2 separate regions of the Homo sapiens genome follow, and region 2 is linked to region 1. The links are chromatin loops, found by intact Hi-C in ENCODE. Cell type or tissue: HCT116. All regions are shown on one strand. Links, peaks and the distances in the headings refer to the core of each region. The heading gives the core; the rest is flanking DNA. Region 1 has its middle 11 kb from the start of NDRG4. Region 2 has its middle 7.6 kb from the start of PRSS54.

Region 1 (11,592 bases), core at 3,593-11,592:
TCACTGTGGGACTCAGAGGGGAGAAACGACTGGCCGAGTGAGCAACATCATCACCCGGAGGAATAAAAACAAAGGGCGCTTTCAGTTTCCACGGAGAACCTGGCATCAACTAAGGAGGACAGGGTTGTCCTGGCAACAGCTGTCATGGAAACAGGAGCTATTTTAGAGTCAACCTGCCTTTCATTGGAGGAAAATGCTGATTCAGATGACAACATCCCTCACTCTCTTTTCCATTCTCACTCCCCCTAGAGGCCCCGTCTCTTCCCTGCTGCTCGCAGAAGCAGGGCCAGTTCATCTCCCACCCCAGCATCTCTCTGTTAGGCAGGGGGCACACAGAAGGGCTGTGACCCTCCTCTGGGACCTGGCCAGGTGGGGTGAGGGGCTGCCAGCTGTCAGTCCCACATCTTGGGGGTCTGAGCCTTGACCTACCTTCCAGTCTGTGTCTGCAGCCAAGAGGAAGGCATCGGAGCTCTCCTAGGGGAAGGCAAACAGAGGGGGTGGCAAGTTAGGCCCTGGCTGGTCTGGGGAGCCCGTGGGGCCTTAGCAGACTCAATTTCTGTCCCCTAGTCTGTCTTTTCTCTTTTCTTTTCTTTTTTTTTTTTTTTAGAGACAGGGTCTCACTCTATCACCCAGGCTGGAGTGCAGTGGTGCAATCACAGCTCACTGTATCCTCCAACTCCTGGGTTCAAATGATCCTCCTGTCTTGGCCTCCTAAAGCGCTGGGATTACAGGCATGAAACACCGCACCCAGCCCACCAGTCTGTCTCAATGTTAACAAAAGTGACCAAGGGCTCACCGAAGTGCCAGGCATTGGCTACCAAGTACTTGGTGGAGGAGCGTGTGAGCGTCCTCATTAAGGAGGTGTGGATTCCATCTTACAGGCCACAAGGGTGAGGCTCAGAGAGGCTGTCACAGGGCTAGAAAGTGCTGGAATGTCCCACTGCAAATCCTTGCTGTTGGTCACTTTGCCCTTCTGCTCCCATAGATGTTTTTCATGGTCTGACCATCAGGCCACAAGGGTGGAAGGAAGGGAGGGAAGGGGGGAGGTGGGCGTGACTAACATGCCCACTTGTAGGGATGGGGAAGCTGAGGCCCACACAGTGAGGGGGAAAGAGGGACCTTTTCCAATCCACACAAAGTTACAGTGGCAGCTGCTCCCACCTCTCCAGACCTGGTCGCTTTGTGCCTCAGATCACTGGAGCTTACTTCACAGTGAACCGTTTGAGTCTGGCTAGTGCGTGTTCTACCCACCGGACCGCGGGCACCACGAGGGCGGGACCACATCTAGCTGTGCTCTCAGTATGATGCTGGCATGGAAGGGGCTCCCCAGACACAAACAGATCTGGATGAACAATCAGGCTTCACCGATGAGGGGAGAGAGGCTCAAAATGCACCCACAGGTTACGAGGCTGCACAGATGGCTGGGGAGGAGCGGGGGCTGGAACCCCGCGTCTGAGTTGCCAGGCTCTCCCTGAGGCCGAGGGGCCCACAGACACTCTGCGGGGGCCTGGCTCTGGCTGTGCGACTCACCCACTCTGGGTCCCCGTCTCCCCATCTGTACAACAAGACAGCTGGCCAGCTCAGACTCGGGCCACTTTCAGGCCTGGTGAGGGAAACTAATCAGGGACCAGCACACGTCCAGGTAAAGGAGAACTCACAGGTTCTGCCTTGCCTTCCCCTGCGTCTGCCTAGAAACCTCTCTGCCCCGCTCTGCGAGGCTGTGAACTCCCGGGCAGCTCACTCAGCCTCCGAGCCTCAGTGTTGTGAGGATTAGAGGAGAAGCTCAGTGTTGCCCATCGTTCTGCCCTTTGTATCCCAGCACTGGACTGTGCCTGCTACAGATCCTCCTAAGGAATAAATACATGGATTGGCCAGGCATGGTGGCTCATGCCTGTAATCCCAGCACTTTGGGAAGCTGAGGCGGGCAGATCACCTGAGGCCAGGAGTTCGAGACCAGCCTGGCCAACGTGTCAAAACCGTGTCTCTACTAAAAATACAAAAATTAGCTGGGTGTGGTGGCACATGCCTGTAATCCCAGCTGCTAGGGAGGCTGAGGCAGGAGAATCACTTGAACCTGGGAGGCAGAGGTTGCAGTGAGCTGAGACTGCACTACTGCACTCCAGCTTGCGTGATAGAGTGAGACTCTGTCTCAAAAACAAACAAACAAACAAAAACAAACCACGGATGACTGAGACAGTCACATGAGAAATAGGGTGCCACAGGAGGATGAGGGAAGCAGTCAGCTAGGTAAGTACAAGGAGGAAAATGACCCCAAATCACAGGAGTGGAAAGCAGAAGAATGAAACCAGTATTTCTGCCATTTTTCCCAAAATAAGGAAGAGTTCAGCCACCTGCATTCCAGCAGGCCAGGTGGTGGAGAAAAATCAGAGGGCACTAGGGGTTCCCATGCCCAAAGGGGAAAGCCAGGCTTTGGGCTGCCTGCGACTGTCACATAGAGAATGGCCACACCCACTTGGGCTTCTTCTGCAGATTCGTTCCAGGCCTGTGGTGGCTCTGCAGGGAGGAGGGAAGGAGAGGAGGGAAAGGATGGGGCTGGAGGGGGAGGACAAGGGCCTGGGGCTGATCATGAATCTCTCACTCAAAGACCTTGCACAAGCGGGCTGAGGAGAAGGAAGGGGAGATGTCTATACTCGGGACCTTAAGAGGGCAATTATCTCAGAGAAGGACAGAGGCGGCAGTTTTGTTACAAGCAAAAGCTAACAAAAAAGAAGGCCGGGCGTGGTCACTCACACCTGCAATTCCTGCACTTTGGAAGGCCGAGGCAAGAGGATCACTTGAGCCCAGGAGGTCCAGGCTGCAGTGAGCTAAGATTGTGGCACTACACTCCAGACTGGGTGACAGGGCGAGACTGTCTGTCTGTCTCTCACACACACACACACACACACACACACACACACACACACACACACACACACACACACACACACGGTGGAGCAGATAATGGCAGGGTGTGCTGTATGCTCTCTGGGTCTGGGGGCCCCAGGAGATGAAGGGTGTGGGAGGGGAAGGACTCAAAAGCCAAGAAAATGCAGGAAGAATAGAAGCCCATGCAGAGGCCCCTGAAGTCCCGTGGGAACAGGGTGAGCACGAGGAGGAGAACAGGTGGCAGTGCGGGCCCAGCTGAGGGAGGCAGAGGAGTGGTGTGTGGGAGGCAGGATGGGGACATAGGAGCAGAGGAACCCAGACAGGCCAGGCACTGGAGTCTCCAAAGGCAAAAGCCAGGCTCCAGCAGTGGGCGGGCAGGCTGTGAGTAGATGTGTGGAAATCCTCACTTCCCACTGGACTGAAAGAATTTGCACCTGGCAAATGGCAGAACATTTAAAAAGTGAACAGGGTGCCAGGTGAAGTGGCTCACGATTGTAATCCCAGCTACTTGGGAGGCTGAGGTGGGAGAAATGCCTGAGGCCAGGAGTTCGAGACCAGCCTGGGCAACATAGAAAGATCCCATGTCTCTACAAAATAGAAAAATGAGACAGGCATGGTGGTGCATGCCTGTAGTCCCAGCTACTCAGGAGGCTGAAGTAGGAGGATCACTTGAGCCCTCTCTAACCTCCCTGAAGGAGGAGGCTGTTATGGTCACACCCCTTGCACTCTAGCCTGGGTGCCAGAGCCAGACTTATCTCTAAACAAAAAATAAATAAAAAGTGAAAAGGATGGGGCTGGGCACAGTGGATCATGCCTGTAATCCCAGCACTTTGGGAGGCCAAGGCGAGCCAATCACCTGAGGTTGGGAGTTTGAGGCCAGCCTGACCAACATGGAGAAACTCCATCTCTACTAAAAATACAAAATTAGCCGGGTGTGGTGGCTCATGCCTGTAATCCCAGCTACTTGGGAGGCTGAGGCAGGAGAATCACTTGAATTGGGGAGGCGGAGGTTGTGGTGAGCTGAGATCGCGCCATTGCATTCCAGCCTGGGCAACAAAAGCAAAACTCTGTCTTAAATAAAATGAAAAAAAAAAAAGTGAAAAGGATGGATGCTTTCAGCACTGCAGCTGGAAAAGGAGAATCGTCTGTGAGCGCCACAGCCTGAGAGAGCCAGACTAGCTCTTGAAGACAGAGAGAGGGGGTAGGACTGCATGGGGTGCCACGCTGCAGCATCCAGGAGGCTGTGTCGGGTGTGGGGTGGGGCTTTATTTATTTAGAGACAGAGTCTTACTCTGTCTCCCAGGCTGGAGTGCACTGGTGAGATCTGGGCTCACTGCCACCTCCACCTCCCGGGTTGAAGTGATTCTCCTGCCTCAGCCTCCCGAGTAGCTGGGATTATAGGAGCTCACCACCACATCTGGCTAATTTTGTATTTTTAGTAGAGACAGGGTTTCACCATGTTGGTCAGGCTGGTCTCGAACTCCTGACCTCAAGTGATCCGCTCGCCTCGGCCTCCCAAAGTGCTGGGATTATAGGTGTGAGCCACCATGCCCGGCCGGCTTTTATTTTGTTTTTGAGACAGAGCCTCGCTCTGTCGCCCAGGCTGGAGTGTAGTGGTGTAATCTTGGCTCACTGCAACCTCCACCTCCCAGGTTCAAGTGATTCTCCTGCTTCAGCCTCCCGAATAGCTGGGAGTACAGGCATGCGCCACCATGCCCAGCTAATTTTTATAATTTTAGTAGAGATGGGGTTTCGCCATGTTGGCCAGGCTGGTCTTGAACTCCGGATCTCAGGTGACCCGCCCACCTTGGGCTCCCAAAGTGCTGGGATTACAGGCGTGAGCCAACATGTCTGGCGGGAATGGGGCTTTTGAGGTGCCTTTGGAAAAAGCAGATGTGCCCAGGCCCACAGCATGGGGCCTGTGCTGACTCATGAAAGAGGGAAGAAGCCTCCACAGGATCTGAAACGGAGACCCTCATGCAGGGGTGAGGATGTTATAGTGGCAAACTCTGGTCCTCGTGATGGGTAGATAGAGACACCACCTGCAGTAGGGCCAGGGTGCCCAGAGGGCATGAGGAGGCAGGAGTGTGCCCACTGAGTCAGGGAGGGAGGGGCAGTGAGGGCTGGGCCAGGGTAGGCAGAGAAGGGTGCCCAGCTGAGGTGGGCAGTGGAAGAGACAGGCATGGAAGTTACCAGGCCAAGATGCCCTAGTTCTCCCCATTGTACTGGGGGGCCCTGCTGGACCACAGAGGCACACTCCATACCAGCAGGCAGCACCTCCGTGCGGCTGTCCCGCAACCTGCACACTTCAGCACTTGCGATGGGATGCAGGGGTCCCCAAGGGCCACCATCTGCCCTATCAAAACCTCACAGGAGAACTCTGCTTTCATGCCTCAAAAGACAGGCTGGTAGGCAGGCACAGAGGCTCAGGCCTGTAATCCCAGCACTTAGGAAGGCTGAGGTAGGAGGATCACTTGCACCCAGAAGTTCAAGACCAGTCTGGGCAACAGAGCAAGACTGATCTCTACAAAATGGAAAAATTAGCCAGTTGTGGTGGCACATGCCTAAGATCCTCGCTACTCGGGAGGCTGAGGCAGGAGGATCACTTGAGCCCAGGAAGTTGAGGCTGCAGTGGGCTATGATGGCACTACTGCACTCCAGCCTGGGTGACAGAGTGAGACCCTGCTTCAGAAGAAAAGAAAAAAAAAGAAAGAAAGAAGGAAAAGACAGAAAGAAAGACACAGGCAGGAGTGGGGAGTAGGGGGGCACTTTTTAGAAAGTTCTGAGAAACTTCTTCCTTCTGAGCTGTATCACCATCTGTGGCTTCCACCCAGCCCATGTTTTTACTGAGAGCTATGTGTGCTGTGTGAGGCACTGGGGAGACCTGGGGGTGCAAAACAGAACAGATCTCTGTCCTGGGAACCTGCGGGGCGGGGCAGACACAAACCAGGCTAAGTGACACGGCCAGGGCCAGAGCATGTTGGGGTTTCAATATTAGACCCAGGGGTTAGAGAGGGACTCTCTGAGGAGGGAGCATTTGAGCAGAGGCCTGAATAAAACAAGGAGTGGAGCCAGCCCTGCAAATTTCTGGGCTAGTGTATCCCAAGCAGATGTACTAGGAATATGATGGGCATGTTCAAGGAGGCTAGAGAGAAGTAAGCTGGGAACAGGCGGGGGAGCTGGTGCAGATTGCATCCTGGGTCCCATGTCTGACTGAGATGGCTCGTTAAGCAGAGAAGTGACATGGCTTATTTTTTATTTATTTATGTTTTGAGACAGTCTTGCTCTGTTGCCCAGGCTGGAGTGCGGCGGTGCAGTCTTGGGGTTGAACCTCCCGGGTTCAAGCGATTCTGCCTCCTGAGTAGCTGGGATTACAGGCGCCCACTACCACGCCCGGGCTAATTTTTGTATTTTTAGTAGAGACAGGGTTTCACCATGTTGGCCAGGCTGGTCTCAAACTGCTGACCTCAGGTGATCTGCCCACCTCGGCCTCCCAAAGTGCTGGGATTATAGGTGTGAGCCACCATGCCCAGCTCATGGCTTATTTTAAAAGGGTACAGAGCGAAGGCAGAAGCAAAAAGACCAGCAAGGAGGCTTCTGCAAGCATCCTGGGGTAGCAGCTGATGGAGGCTCAGACCAGGGAGCAAGTAAACTTAGAATAAAGGGCTTGAAAAATGTGCAGTCACCACCCCACCAGGGCAGCTTATCCGTGGCTGCCCTCGGATAAGCCAGGCCTTATCAGTTAACTCAAGGTTCTGTCTGGAAGATAACACTGTACTCTTCCTGGGGGCAGGACTGCAACCTCATGTGGTTGGATCCCTGGATCCCTGGCTGGCTGCACAGTTCCAATCCTGGCTGCTCAGTAGCTCCTGGGCTCCCCTCCTGGTGATGGGAGGCTGGGGAGGCAGGGCAGGGCAGACTACAGTGCCCTGCAGATTTGAGGGGCTGGGCTCCTGGCCTCCCCATCTGTAAAAGAAGGGGGTCCGGGCAGCATAACTTGCAGGGACCCCAGCCCTGATGCCTCAGAATCCAACAAGCAGGGAACCCACACTTTTTGAAAGTGGTTTGTGTCACAGTCACCAGTATGACGGCACTGGGAGGGAGGGAAAGGGAAGGTGGACAGGGTGTTGTCACAACAAAAAAGGGTGGCATGAAAGTCACTCTGGCCTCTAATGCCTTGTCCCTTGACGGAGGGGTCTTTGGGACAAAATCATAACCTGTGATGCCTCTGTCCCACTGCCCCGGGTGGCACTGTTGGTTAGACTTGCCCAGGTGCCGCAGAGGCTTGGGAGGCAGATAAGGAAAAGAGCGCACAGACGGAGGAGCAGCATGCCCTGCTGGAGCCAGCACTTGGGGCTCCTGGGCTGTCCAGAAACAGGGGTTGATATGGCCTCATTCCCCACTAGCTGTGTGACCTTGGCCAACTGGGTTCACCTCTCTGTGCCTCGGTTTTCTCGTCATTAAAGCCGGGATAACTCTCCTGTGGCGCCTTTAGCCTCAAAGACGGCTGAAGCCACCGTGAGGCTGGCTGGGTCTGGGTGGCACTCAGGCCTGCCGGAACTCCCCCCACAGGCAGGGACAGGGCTTCTCGGTGTGGCTGGCCCTAGGGAGGGTCGGCTGCAGGAAAGGCACGCGGTCTCCCTCTTGGCCACGAGGTGGCGCGCTCGGCCCTAAGACCTCAAAGGCGCGACTCCAACTCACCAGCTCGGTGGCGTCCTGGCCCCGGAGCAGCGGCTTCTCCTCAGGGAATCGCAGCTCCTGCAGCCCGGCCATGGTCACGTCGTGGAGCAGGAGGCCTAGGGAGGGAGGGCGAGGTTGAGGCCTGCTGCGGCGGGGACGCCCGGGCGGAGAAGGACAGCGCAAGTCGGGGCTGGGGCGGGAGCGCGGAAACCAGATGCACTGTCCCCCTGGCCCCCAAGCGCAGCCCACTCAGGCACTTAGGGCCCCCAGGCCTCCGTCTGCAAGACCCGCCTGTCTGGCTTGGGGGATACCATTATAGTATTTGTTTTTCCGTTTTTCTTTTTTTTTTTTTTACACGGAGTCTCACTCTGTCACCCAGGCTGGAGTGCAGTGGCGTAATCTTGGCTCGCTGCAACCTTCGCCTCCTGAGTTCAAGTGATTCTCCTTCCTCAGCCTCCCAAGTAGCTGGGATTACAGGTGCACACCACCACCTTGCTAATTTTTGTGTTTTTTAGTAAAGACGGGGTTTCACCATGGTGGTCAGCCTGGTCTCAAACTCCTGACCTCAAGTGATCCACCCGTCTTGGTCTCCCAAAGTGTTGAGATTTCAGGTGTGAGCCACCATGCCCAGCCTATTATTTGCTCTTAAAAATTAAAACGTTTCCAAATAAAACAGAAAAGCAACGTCATGATTCCTAAAACAATTACATGCAACATTCTGCCTTTATTGAGAAACAGAAGGGCACGTGCAGGGAGGCCAAACACAGGGTCAGACGCAGACAGAAGTCCCCTGCCGAGGGCCTCTGGTGTCTGAAGGGGACAGTGGGGTTCTGGAGGATAGAGAGACTGGAGAGGAACAGAGCTGAGAGCTCCCCAGAGGGCTCCCAGGACAAGCCTCTGTGAAGATGGGCCAGGGAGGGGTGGGTGGGAGTAGAGGCCCTGGTGGTGTGGCAGGCCGAGTGATGTTGAAAGAGGGGGTGCAGGTCTCAGTTCAGGCCACCAACAGGGAGGGGTGATACACAGGGGCTGCTCAGCTGCCAGAGGGTGGGCCCGGGCCCTAATTGCTGGGAAACCCCAGGGGTTTCTGAACCTCAGAGGAAGAATGGGTCATACATGCAGGCGTGTGTGTGTGTGTGTGTGTGTGTGTGTGTGTGTGTGTGTGTGTGTGTGTAGGAGCCAGTGGTGAGGGAAGGAAGACAGAGGGTCCCAGGACCCCACAATTCCTCTAGGAATGGCACCACCATCCCTCAACTTCAGGATGGCAGAGGTCAGAATGCACCAAGAGAAAAACTAGCCAAGGACATAATCTAGAAATTCATAAAAGAATTTAAATTGGCCAGTACATACATGGAAAAATATTCAAGCTCACTAGAAGTCAAAGAAATTTAAATTAAGATACTTTTTTTTTTTTTGGCCAGGCACAGTGGCTCATGCCTATAATCCCAGCATTTTGAGAGGCTGAGGCCGGAGGAGTGCTTGAGCCCAGAGGTTCAGGACCAACCTGGACAACATAGCAAGGCCCCATCTCTACGAAAAAAATAAAGTAGCTGGGTGTGGTGGTGAGAGCCTGTGGTCCCAGCTACTCAGGAGGCTGAGGTGGGAGGATCACTTGAGACCAGGAGTTCAAGGCTACAGGGAGCTATGATTGCACCACTGCACTCCAGCCTGAGTGACAGAGCAAGACCGTGTCTCAAATGAATGAATGAATGGATAGCTCTTTCTTTTTTTGCCAATGGCATTGGCAAAGTTTACACCGCTAGCGAAGGTGCACTGAAACAGGCACCTTCTTATATGGCTTGTAAGTATATAAATGGACATATCTTTCTGGAGGGCAGTTTTACAAATGAATTAAAACTATTTAAAAGGTTCATACTCTCAGACTCAGCAATCCTCTCCCGTGGAGAAATTGCCTAAGGAAACCAGAGATGGCAACAAATAATTTATCTATAAGAATTCTTACCACAGTGCCATTTATAACACAGAAAAAAATTGGAAGAAAATGTCCATCAATAGGGTACAAGATAAACTGTGTGTCAATAATAAAATATTATTTAATATAATGGGAAAATTCCTGTTACAATAAATGAAAAAGCAGGCCTGGGTCCCTGTGCACGTGCCATGCTGGAGTCCCGGCTCCCAGTGGTTTCCGAGGAAACCAGCTAACACAATGCAGATGGGCTGTATTTTTAGAAAGGCATCCTCAAGGCTCTCCCGCTCCCATTTCCATCCTTTCAGATGTGTGCACACTCACCCATCCATCCAGGGTGTGGGGGCTGGGAGAGCTGAAAGAGGGGTCCCCTCCTTGGAAAACTCTTCCGCATCAGGACATTTTAGCCACCTGCCTTCCTGAACACCCATCTCAATTAAACCCCTTAGTAGCCCTGGGGTATCCCTGTAGCCCCCCTCCCCCGGCCTGTTATGAAACCACCCTGGACACCATCCTCCCCAAGGCCCATGCTATTAAAAGGGCTGAGAGTGGGCAGTGCAGGGACAGATGGCCTGTGACGGAGGTGGTGGCGGGGAAGGGGGCAGAGAGAGACCTCATCATCCAGAGAACCGGGAATGTCTCAGCCCATGAAAAACAGACAGTCCAGGGCTTGGCTGGAGTTGTGGGGCTCCACAAGAAAGACGCCAGAGCAGACATTTCCACAGCACGGTGGCAGAGAAGTTTCTTCTAAAGAAAGTTATGGGCCGGGCGTGGTGGCTCATGCCTGTAATCTCAGCACTTTGGGAGGCCAAGGCAGGTGGATCACGAGGTCAGGAGTTAAGAGACCAGTCTGGCTAACCTGGTGAAACCCCGTCTCTACTAAAAATACAAAAAAATTAGCTGGGCATGGTGGTGGGTGCCTGTAGTCCCAGCTACTCGGGAGGCTGAGGCAGGAGAATGGCGTGAACCTGGGAGGCAGAGCTTGCAGTGAGCCGAGATTGCGCCACTGTACTCCAGCCTGGGGACAAAGCGAGACTCCATCAAAAAAAAAAAAAAAAAAAGTAAGTTATGATTTTTTTTAAGAAGCTGTGTGATAAGTTATAAGAAAATGAGAGTCCTACTAATGAAGCCTGGCTAAGGTCTCCAAGGAGTTAAGTAGCACAGAGGTGGGCGAACGCCAGGGTCTATGAAGTGGCCAGCAATGGCTCTTTCCCTTCCATCATGCTTTTCCACTTCTTGATCTCTTATTCCCTAAAGGGACAGGAGCCGCCCTGCCCAGCTCCTGGTGCAGACAAGAGCTCTCCCAGGAGACGCGTGTGCAGGGACCTGGGCCTGGGCAGACAGAAGCTGTACACACCAAATGGGCCTGGGATAAATCCAAATGCTTCTACTTCTCAGGGGTAAGGCCTGGAGCCACTGCAACCAGGCTGGCATTTCTCCTCTATCATTCAACAGCTTGCTTTATTTTGAGCAAATCACTCAAAGCCTCACTTATTTGCAATATGAGAGCATGTTGCCCACCTCAGAGAAGTCTGAGGTACAATAGAAACAATAAATATATAAATTTTTTTTTAGACGGATTCTTACTCTGTCGCCCAGGCTGGAGTGCAGTGGCGCGATCTCAGCTCACTGCAGCCTCTGCCTCCTGGGTTCAAGTGATTCTCCTGCTTCATCCTCCCAAGTAGTTGGGATTACAGGCACCTGCCACCACGCCTGGCTAATTTTTTTTGTATTTTTAGTAGAAATGAGGTTTTACCATGTTGGTCAGGTTGGTCTTGAACTCTTGACCTCAGGTGATCCACCTGCCTTAGCCTCCCAAAGTGTAAAAATGACCTTTTTTGTTTGTTCAGAGACAGGGTCTTGGTCAAAACAAACCCTGGCTCTGCTCTAAGCAAACTCTAGGCTGGAGTGCAGTGGCACAATCATGGCTCACAGCAGCCTCGAACTCCTGGACTCAAGTGATCCTCCCACCTCAGCCTCCCAAGTAGCTGGGACCACAGGTGTGTGCCACCAGAGCCCGACTATTTTTTCTTTTCATTTTTTGTAGAGATGGGGTCTTACTATGTTGGCCAGGCTGGTCGCAAACTCCTGGGCTCAAG
Region 2 (11,573 bases), core at 3,574-11,573, 190 kb after region 1:
AAAACCCTGTCTCTACTAAAAACACAACAATTATCCAGGTGTGGTGGCACGTGCCTGTAGTCCCAGCTACTCGGTAGGCCGAGGCAGGAGACGCTTGAACCTGGGAGGCTAAGGTTGCAGTGAGCCAAGATTGCACCACTGCCCTCTAGCCTGGGCAGCAGAGGGAGACTCTCTCTCAAAAAAAAAAAAAAAAAAATTACACAAGCAAAGAATCATTCTGTCATGGGCTGGTTTCATACTTTTCTAGCCCTTATGTCAAATTTTGACACAGTGTAGTGTTTAGCAGAGATAAGTATGAAACTGCTTAATAAATGCAAACAAAAAATGCTGACAATTCTTAAGACATTCCTAATATTACTTTACCAATAATTTCAAAGCTTCAAGGTCATAGGCAGATTCAAAGATTTTCTGATTGGCAATTGGTTGAAAGAGTTATTATCTAAAGACCTGGAATCAATAGGAAGGAATGTCTGGGTTATAATAGGGGTTGTAGAGACCAAGGTTTTATGCAGATGAAGCCTCCAGATAGCAGGCTTCAGAAAGAATAGATTGTAAATGTTTCTTATCAGACTTAAAGAGTCTGTTCTATCAGTCTTAAGGTCTGTGTTGATATCAGTACTGGTCAGCTGGGTCTGAATTCCAAGACAGAAAGGTATAATGAGGCCTGTCTGACTCCCTCTTCCCATCATGGCCTGAGCTAGTTTTTCAGGTTAACTTTGGAATGCCCTGTCCATTCAGATGGTTAGCAAGCTTAGAATTTTATTTTTGGTTTACATCCTTTACACTTGCATATGGATAATGGTACAACAATGTTTACTACAGGATTATTTGTTAATATTTTAGAAATTGGCAACAATGCAAATGTCCATGGGCAGGGGAATGAATCAATAAATTGAGGTGTGTTTATGGGATAGAATACTTGACAGCAATGAAAATGAATGGACTAAATCTTGAAATAATGATGAAAGAGCAAGCAGTAGGCCGGGCATGGTGGCTCACAACTGTAATCCCAGCACTTTGGGAGGCCGGGGCAGGCGAATCACTTGAAGTCAGGAGTTTGAGACCAGCCTGGCCAACATGGTGAAACCCCATCTCAACTAAAAATACAAAAAATTAGCCAGGCGTGGTGGCAGGCACCTGTAATCCCAGCTACTTGGGAGGCTGAGGCAGGAAAATTGCTTGAACCTGGGAGGCAGAGGTTGCAGTGAGCCGATTTGCCACTGCACTGCAGCCTGGGTGACAGAATGAGACTTCATCTCAAAAAAGAAAAAAGAAAAAAAAAAGAGCAAGCAGCAGAATGATATGTATGGTGTGAGCCCATTTAAAAAACACACACAATGCAGCATGTTGTTTATGGATACATGTAATTTGTAGTAAAAGTGTAAAAACAGCAGTGTTGTTGTTGTAGTGATGACCTTGGGGAGGGAGAAGGGAAAAAGGCTGCCTGTCTCGGCCATGCTAGAGACTTCACCTTCACCAATAATGTCAATTTCTTTCTTTTTTTTTGAAACGTTAGAGGAATTTATTATATTATATTATTTATTAGAATCTCCTTTTTTGTCCTTTTATTTTTTCTCAGCTTTATTGAGGTATAATTGACAAATGAAAAGTGTGTATATTTGGCCAGGCATGGTAGCTCACGCTTATAATCTCAGCATTTTGGGAGGCCAAGGCACGTGGCTCACCTGAGGTCAGGAGTTTGAGACCAGCCTGGCCAACATGGAGAAACCTCGTCCCTACTAAAAATACAAAAATTAGCTGGGCATGGTGGTGCACTCCTGTAATCTCAGCTACTGGGGAGGCTGAGGCAGGAGAATCACTTGAACCAGGTAGGTGGAAGTTGCAGTGAGCCAGGAGATGGCGCCACTGTACTCCAGCCTGTTGACAGAGCAAGACTCAATCTCAAAAAAAAAAAAAAATTGTGTATATTTACAGTGCACAATGTGATCTTAAATATATGTATATGTTGTGAAATGATTATACCACAATTAAGTAAATTAACATATCCATGACCTCACATAGTTATCTTTGTGTGTGGTGAGAACATTCAATATCTCCTCTCAGTAATTTTCAATAACATAATACGTTATTATTAACTATAGCAACCATATTGTACAATAGATCTCCAGGTATTCATCCTACCTAACTCAAATTTTTGTACTCTTTGAGCAACATCTCCCCAGGTCCCCACCCCCAGCCCCTGGCAACCACCATTGTGTTCTCTGCTCCTGAGTTCGATTTTTTTAGATTCCACATATCAACAAGATCACTCAGCATTTGTCACTCTGTGTCTGGCTTATTTCATTTAGCATAATATCCTACAGATTCGTTCATGCAGTTGAAAATGAATTTTCTAAACCCATAGCCAACATTATACTTAATGGGAAAAATTGAGAGCATTACCTCTGAGAACTGGAACAAGACAAGGATGCACACTTTCACCACTTCTATTCAACACAGTACTGGAAGTTCTAGGCAGAGCAATCAGACAAGAGATGCTCTTTATTTCTTTAAAGGAGATATTTATTTCTTTATTTCTCTCCACTTTAAATCAGTAAAGTGGAAGTCAAACTGTCACTGTTTGCTGATCATATGATTATATACCTAGAAAACCCTAAAGACTCATTTAAAAAGCTCCTGGAACTAATAAATGAATTCAGTAAAGTTTCAGGTACAAAATTAATGTACACAAATTAGTAGCACTGCTTTACACCAACAATGACCAAGCCGAGAATCAAATTAAGGACTCAACCCCTTTTACAATAGCTATAATAGCTACAAAAAACTAAAATACTTAGGAATATACCTAACCAAGGAGGCAAAAGACCTCTACAAGGAAAACTACAAAACGCTGCTGAAAGAAATAATAGATGACACAAACAAATGGAAACATATCCCATACTCATGGATGGGTAGAATCAATACTGTGAAAATGACCAAACTGCCAAAAGCAATCTACAAATTTAATGCAATGCCCATGAGAATGCCACCATCATTCTTCGCAGAACAGAAAAAAACAATCCTAAAATTCATATGGAACCAAAAAAGAGCCCACATAGCCAAAGCAAGACTAAGCAAAAAGAACAAACCTGGAGGCATCACATTACCCAGCTTCAAACTATACTATCAGGCTATAGTCACCAAAACAGCATGGTACTGGTATAAAAATAGGCACACAGACCAATGGAACAGAATAAAGAACCCAGAAACAAAGCCAAATACTTACAGCCAACTGATCTTCAACAAAGCAAATGAAAACATAAAGTAGAGAAAGGACATCCTATTCAACAAATGGTGCTGGGATAATTGGCAAGCCACATGTAGAAGAATGAAACTGCATCCTCATCTTTCACCTTATACAAAAGTCAACTCAATATGGATCAAAGACTTAAATATAAGACCTGAAACCATAAAAATCCTAGAAGATAACATCAGAAAAACCCTTCTAGACATTGTATTAGGCAAAGACTTATTGATCAAGAATCCAAAGCAAATGCAACAAAAACAAAGTTAAATAGATGGGACTTAATTAAACTAAAAAGCTTCTGCACAACAAAATAATAATAATGATGATAATAATAATAATTAGCAGAGTAAACAGACAACCCACAGAGTGAGAGAAAATCTTTGCAAGCTATGCATCTGACAAAGGACTAATATCCAGAATCTACAAGGAACTCAAAGAAATCATCAAGAAAAAAACAAACAATCCCATCAAAAAGTAGGCTAAGAACATGAACAGACAATTCTCAAAAGAAGATATACAAACGACCAACAAACATATGAAAAAAAGCTCAACATCACTAATTATCGGGGAAATGCAAATCAAAACCCACAATGCAATACCACCTTACTCCTGCAAGAATAGCTGTAATAAAAAAATCAAAAATTAATAGATGTTGGTGCAAATGTGGTAAAAAGGGAACACTTTTACACCATTAGTTGGAATGTAAACTTTCCACTATGGAAAGCAGAGCGAAGATTCCTTAAAGAACTAAAAGTAGATCTACCATTTGATCCAGCAATGCCACTACTGAGTATCTACCCAGAGGAAAAGAAGTCATTATACAAAAGAGATACTTGCATATGCATGTTTATAGCAGCACAATTTAAAATTGCAAAAATATGGAACCAACCCAAAGTGGATAAAGAAAATGTTATATCTATCTATCTATATATAGATATAGATAATATATAAAATGTTATATATATACATACATACATATATATGTGTGTGTGTGCATATATATATATATATATATATATATATATATATATATATATATGAGTGGATAAAAAGGAAGGAAATAATGAGCATTCGCAGCAACCTGGATGGAATTGGAGACCATTATTCTAAGTGAAGTAACTCAGGAATGGAAAACCAAGCATCGTATGTTCTCACTTATAACTGGGAGCTGATCTATGTGGATGCAAAGGCATAAGAATGATACAGTGGACTTTGGGGACTCAGGGAAAAGGGGCAGTGAGGGATAAAAGACTACACATTGGGTACAGTGCATACTGTTCAGGTGATGGGTGCACCAAAATCTCAGAAATCACCACTAAAGAACATATCCATGTTTAAAAAAAAGAAAGAAAATGAATTTTCTTCTTTCTTAAGGCTGAATAGCATTCTATTGTGTGTATATGTACTACGGGTTTTTTTAAATCCATTTATCCATTGATGAACACTTAGGTTGCTTTCATATCTTGGCTATTGTGAATAATGCTGCAATGAACACAGGAGTGCAGATATCTCATTGACACAGTGATTTCATTTGTATACACACCCAGAAGTGGGATTACTAGATCATAGGGTAGTTCTATTTTTAATATTTTGAGGAACTTCCATATTCCTTCCCATAATGGGTTTTATATTCCCACCAATAGTGTACAAGATTTCCTTTTTTTCCACATCCTTGCCAACACTTGTTAGTTTTTGTCTTTTTGATAATAACAGGTGTGAGATGATTTATAGTTTTGATTTGCATTTCTCTGATGATTAGTGATGTTGAACATTTTTTCCATATACCTGTGGGCCATTTGTGTGTCTTCTTTTGAGAAATACCTATTTCAGGTTCTTTGTCAATTTTTTAATTGGGTGATTTATTTTCTTGTTATTGAGTTGTTTGAGTTTCTTATGTATTTTGGATATTAACCTCTTATCAGAATGTATGGTTTGAAAATATTTTTTCCCATTTCATAGTTGTCTCTTTACTCTGTTGGTATTTTATCTTTTTTTTTTTTTTTTTTTTGAGATGGAGTCTTCGCTCTTGTTGCTCAGGCTGGAGTGCAATGGTGCGATCTCGGCTCACCGCAACCTCTGCCTCCCAGGTTCAAGCTATTCGCCTGCCTCAGCCTCCCGAGTAGCTGGGATTACAGGCATGCGCCACCACGCCCGGCTAATTTTGTATTTTTAGTAGAGACAGGGTTTCTCCATGTTGGTCAGGCTGGTCTCAAACTCCCAACCTCAGGTGATCCGCCCACCTCGGCCTACCAAAGTGCTGGGATTACAGGTGTGAGCCACCGTGCCTGGCCCTGTTTTGTTTTCTTTCTTGTGAAAAACAAACAAACAAACAAATAAACAAAAACACTTTTTAGTTTGATGCAATCTCATTTGTCTATTTTGGCTTTTGTTGCCTGTGTTTTCAAGTCAAATCCAAAAAATCATCACCCAGGCCAATGTCAAGAAGCTTTTCCTCTATGTTTTTGTCTAATAGTTTTATAGTTTCAGGTCTTAAGTTTAAGTCTCTAATCCATTTTGAATTTATTTTTATGTGGCATGAGATAATGGCCTAATTTTATTCTTCTACATGTAGACATCCAATTTTCCCAAGACCATTTATTGAAAAGACTATTCTTTTCCTATTGCATGTTCTTGCCATCTTCGCTGAAGATAAATTGACCATAAATGTACAAATTTATTTCTGGGTGCTCTATTCTATTCTATTGGTCTATATGTCTATTTTATGGTACCATACATATATTTTGAAGTCAGATAGTATGACGTCTCCAGCTTTGTTCTTTTTGCTTAAGATTGCTTTGGCTATTCAGGGTCTTCTGTGGTTCCATACCAATTTTAGGATTTTTTTTCCATTTGTATGAAAAATGTCACTGGAGCTCTCTCCTGATGCCATGTAAGACATGCCTTGCTTCCCCTTGGCCCTCCACCATGATTGTAAGTTTCCTGAGGCATCCCCAGCCATGCAGAACTGTGAGTCAATTAAACCTCTTTTGTTTATATATTTAAAAAAAAAGAAAAGAAAAATGTCATTGGAATTTTGATAGGGATTGCATTTGATCTATAGATTACGTGGAACTTTTAACAATATTAATTCTTTCAATCCATGAATATGGGGTATCTTTCCATTCATTTGTGTCTTCTTCATTTTTTTCAGCAACATTTTATAGTTTTTAGCATACAGATCATTCACCTCCTTAGTTAAATTTATTCCTAAGTAATTTTTATGCTATTATACATGGGATTGTTTTCTTGATTTCTTTTTTAGATAGTTTATTCTTAGTGGACAGAAATGCTACTGGTTTTTGTATGTTGATTTTGTATCCTGCCACTCTACTGAATTTGTTTATTAGTCCTAACAGGTTTTTTTTGTTTTCTCCTTTCCTGAGGCTCAAACCTAACATTTTTTTGGTAGAATATTTAGGGTTTTCTATATATATAAAGTCATGTCATCTGCCAACAAAGACAACTTTACTTCTTTCTTTCTGATCTGGATGCTTTTTATTTCTTTTTCTTGCCTAGTTGTTCTGGCTAGGACCTCCAGTACTATTAATATATTTAATTGAAACGGTAAAAGTGGGCATCCTTGTCTTGTTCCTGATCCTAGAGGAAAAGCTTTCAGCTTTTCACTGTTGAGTATGATATTAGTTGTGGGCTTGATAATAATATTATCTCATAATATGACTTTTATTATATTGAGCTATATTCCTTCTATACTTAATTTGTTGTGAGTTTTTTTAATCATGAAAGGGTGTTGAATTTTATTAAATGCTTTTCTCCATGTATCGAGATGATAACAATTTCTATGCTTCATTCTGTTAATGTGGTATATCAGATTTATAGACTTGTGGTTGATGAACCATCCTTGCATTCCAGAGGTAAATCCTACTAGATGATGGTGAATGAAAGAAACCTGTGCTGTTCTCCTTGGAGAGGAAGAGGAACATGATGGGGAAGGGCCAACAAGGGGCTTCATATATACTCCGTGGTGATGTTCTAACATAATTCATAAACTGGGTTGCAGGTACCTCAGAATGTTGTTGCTTTTGTGTTTATGCTGTTATTGATATACATTAAATGTATTCTTTTGTATATACAAAATGTTCCACAATGTGTTTTTATAAAAACTCTATGAACATTAACCATGATGAAACACAAGTCTACTCTAACAAATAATTGTTTTCCAATGACTGCTGCTCTTTTTATTGTTGAAAAGACCTTACTGGCACTAGTCATTGATCAGACTTGGAATTAAAATGTTTAGGCATGAAAGATACTCCAAGCACAAGACCCGTGGATCAGTAAGGGTTTTTTTGGTCAGAAGCAACACAAACTGTCTCTGACTAGCATGCAGAAAAGAAATGTGCTGGTGGGATTTGAGATAGAACATAGAAGCTCCAACTCTCAGGGAGGACAGGACAGGGAAGAGCTCCTGATGTGGCAGTGGAGCCAAAGAACCTGCTGTTGGCCTAGCGTGGCAGCTCCAGCTGTTACACTCTTTTTGTCCCTTGGCTCAAGACTCAAATTCCAGAGATGAGGGAATCTGGTAGGGTTGGTTGCAGGTTTACCCTGGGCCTGTGGGACTATCAGCTCTGCATGGCATTATAGCCCCAACTCACAAAAATGAGGGGAAGGTTAAAAGAGGTTCAGTGAAGTGTAAAAACAGTGATGAAAAACAGAAGTGTAAATACTGTAACTCAGAAAAAGAGTGGCTGAGACTCTAATGTGAATCACTTTCACTGGGACATATGAATCTGAGAGTAGGATGAGTTCAAGCAAGCAGCCAAAAATTTGAGTGAATAAAGCCAAACAATAGAAACCAAAAATCCAAAAGTACAAACAGGAAGCACGATGACTACCTGGAAATTATGTTTTGCTCGACTGGGCATCCATTAGTCCAGCTTTGAGTGTGTACTATGTTGTGAGGCTCAGCCCCTTCAGCTTTGAGCATCACTGCAGACTAGGTGATCTGAGATGACCTCTCACTGCAAAACAGTGCAGAGGACACACCCTTTGAGTTATCCTTGCTCCCACTAACTTTAGGAGAAGATTCCAAGAAAAATGAGCTGCTAACCTCTGGGAGAGGAGGGGTTGCCTTAGGGGCAGCAGCACAGCTGTTAAAACACTTTACCAGCAGAGAGGGTAGGAAGCCAAGCCACAGTCCCTGGTTAGTGGCGCCCTCTGGTGACCAGTAGAGGCAGAAGCAACTTCTGTCTGGAAGAAAGTGTATCCAAGTTAGAGCCCTATATTAGGAACAAAAAATGAATTCACAATTATTAGGAAGGCACACAGGAAATGCAAGCCACATTGTGTGAGAGTAGATGAAACTAAAAACATTTGGAATCCCCCTCTCCCCCAAATAGCAGATCTTGGAACTGTCGAATACCAAATATAGAGCAGATATATATGAAATGGTTGCAGAAATAATGGATGTAATGACACAGATGAGCTCCTGACAAGATGCAACCAGAAACAAACAGGGAGATTTAAAAACATGTCTTCTAGAAATAAAAAAAATTGAATGTTGAATTTTTAAAAACCTCCAGAGGATGGTTGAACAGAAAATTAGACAAAGATGAAGAGAGAATTAATAAACTGGAAGATATGTCTACAGTAATCACCCAAAATGCAACACAAAGTGATAAAAAATTAAAATATGAAGGCTTTGATGAGATATATGAAGGATGGAATGAGAAAGTCTAACATATATCTATTTGAAATCCCAAAAGTAAAGAATAGAGAGCCTGAAGAAGAGGCAATATTTGCAAAGATAATGGCTGAGATTGTTTCAGAACTTATGAAAAAATATAAATACACAAAGCTAGAAAGCATAATATATCCTACAATAATAAACTAAAAATAAATTAATGCTTAAAGTATCATAGTAAAACCATAGTACACCAAAAATGAAAGAAGTTCTTAACAGGGGCCAGAGGAAAAGGACAGAGCACCCATAATGGAAAAACAATTGGATTTCAGGGAGACCTTAAACAATGGTACTCAGAAGACAGAGAAAAAGCACCTCCAGAGAACTGAGAGAAAATAACTCTTAACCTAGAGTTGTATACCCACAAAACCATTTTTCAGAAAGGGATACAAAAAAATACATTTTTACATTAGGAAAAACAAAAACATTTGTCATCAAGAAGCTTGTACTAAAATTTCTAAAGACTATTCATGGAAGAGATACTCAAATCTAAATAATTATTATCTGAATAAAATGATAAAGTATAATGTATGGAACTAAAATATGGAACGAGAGCATGAGCAGAAGTTTAAAGTATTTTAAGCTTGTCGTATTATCATGAAAGAGTTAAGATAGTAATTAATGTTAGAGGTGATTAAGTTAAATGTGCATTTCGAATGTTCATTGCAGCACTATTCACAGTAGCAAAGACATGGAATCAACCTAAATTCCCATCAATGATAGATTGGATTTTAAAAATGTGGTACATATATACCATGGAATATACACAATGGAATACCATGCAACCATAAAAAAGAATGATACCATGTCTTTTGCAGAAACAAACGGATGGAGCTGGAGGCCATTATCCTTAGCAAACCAATGCAGGAACAGAAAATCAAATACCGCATGTTCTCACTTATAAGTGGGAGCTAAATGGTGAGAATACATGGACACCAAGAGGGGGGCAACAGACACTGGGGCCTTCTTGAGGGTGAGAGGTGGGAGGAGGAAGAGGAGCAGAAAAAATAAATCAATAATCCCAATAAACATAAGAGGAGTATGCGTATCAATTAAAAAGACAGAGGCCCAGCACGGTGGCTCACACCTATAATCCCAGCACTGTGGGAGCCTGAAGCAGGTGGATCGCTTGAGCTCAAGAGTTCAAGACCAGCCTGGGCAAAACCCTGTCTCTACAAAAAAAAAAAAAAAAAATTATCCAGGAGGATCACTTGAGCCCAGGACGTTGAGGTTGCAGTGAGCCGAGATCGCATCATTGTACTCCATTTTATAAAACTGTTGTGACCAGAGGCTTTCAGGAACCTACTCTTGTTATTTCCCCAAGGAACAAAAGTTCAGTACTCATTAATTCAGTGTTTGTCAGGACTTTATAAAACATAGCTACAGCGAATAATGAGAATCAACCATAGTTCAATTTACCAAGAATAGTTGACAATTCTAAACTTGTGTATCTGGGTGAAAATGGCTTCAAAACACATAAAGCAAAAATTGCTATAACTATAGGGAGAAATGGGCAAATACACTAGTATAATAGGAGGCACCTTTCTGAATGATCGATAGGTCAAGCAGACAAAAAATCAGGAATAATTCAGAAAATTTGAATAGCACAGTCAACAAGTTGGAGGATAATTGACAGATACTGACAGTACATTTTCCTCAAGCAAACATGGTACAGGTACAACAATTCTTATCACATATTAGGCCACAAAGCACGTCTCAGAGATTTTGAAGATTTGTATTACACAGATCACATTCTCCAACCAACTGGGTTAGAAGTCTGTATCAAAAAGGTAAATAAAACTAGTCATATGTTTGGGAAATTTAAGAACACATTTGTAAGTAGCTCAAGAGTCAAACAATAATCACAATGGAAATGTAAAAATAGAACTGAATGATAAGGAAATCACAAGGTATCAAAAGTTAAGAGCTACAGAGAAATGGTACTTAGGGGAAATACAGTGCCTTAAAGACTTATATTAGAAAGGAGGGCTAAAGTTAACACACTAAATGCCAGCTAAAAATTTTAGAAAATAGGCCGGGCATGGTGGCTCCTGCCTATAATCCCAGCACTTTGGGAGGTCGAGGTGGGTGGATCACGAGGTCAAGAGTTCGAAACCAGTCTGATCAACATGGTGAAACCCTGTCTCTACTAAAAATACAAAAATTAGCCAGGAGGCTGAGGCGGGAGAATTGCTTAAATCTGGGAGGTGGAGGTTGCAGTCAGCCGAGATCATGCCACTGCACTCTAGCCTGGGCAACAGAGCGACACTCTGTCTAAAAAAAAAAAAAATTAGGAAAATAACACAAACTCAAAGAAGGTAGAAGAAAACAGACAATAAAAGATAAGGGCAGAAAATAATAAACTAGAAAACTAAGTACAAAGAGAAGTTCAACAAAGAAATTTATACTTTGATATGTGCTGGAGTCACATTGGAGACTTGTGACAAATGATGCTGGCATAACTAAGTATCCACACCATGCACAAAAAATGAATCCATACAGTTGAGGACTTACATGTGAAAAACAAGACTTCAAGGGTTTGAGAAGAAGATAGAGTAGACTAGATCTCTGATGCTGAGCTACGGAAGAATTTCTTAAACAAGACACAAAGAGTCCTAACTGAAT

The links. A loop is a pair of places that touch in the nucleus more often than their neighbours do. Peaks named below come from ENCODE experiments on the same cell type or tissue, not always from the same donor. Only the 100,000 strongest peaks of a DNase experiment are listed, where the experiment ranks them.
Region 2: a loop joins it to region 1, with 10 times the contacts of the local background. A loop is called at or near these places in 5 of 110 quality-filtered maps.

Annotation. Positions count from the first base shown.
Region 1 is chr16:58,483,846-58,495,437 of GRCh38, reverse strand. It overlaps a transcript of NDRG4 not described here. Among named protein-coding and RNA genes, the nearest start is that of NDRG4, 11 kb to the left of the region's middle. RefSeq lists silencers at 2,419-2,713, 7,516-7,867 and an enhancer at 7,447-7,606. In HCT116, for the core only: CTCF peaks have their summits at 6,785 and 7,508 (motif pointing right); a DNase peak (open chromatin) is centred at 7,557.
Region 2 is chr16:58,296,797-58,308,369 of GRCh38, reverse strand. No RefSeq gene overlaps it. Among named protein-coding and RNA genes, the nearest start is that of PRSS54, 7.6 kb to the right of the region's middle. In HCT116, for the core only: a CTCF peak has its summit at 8,423 (motif pointing left); a DNase peak (open chromatin) is centred at 8,429.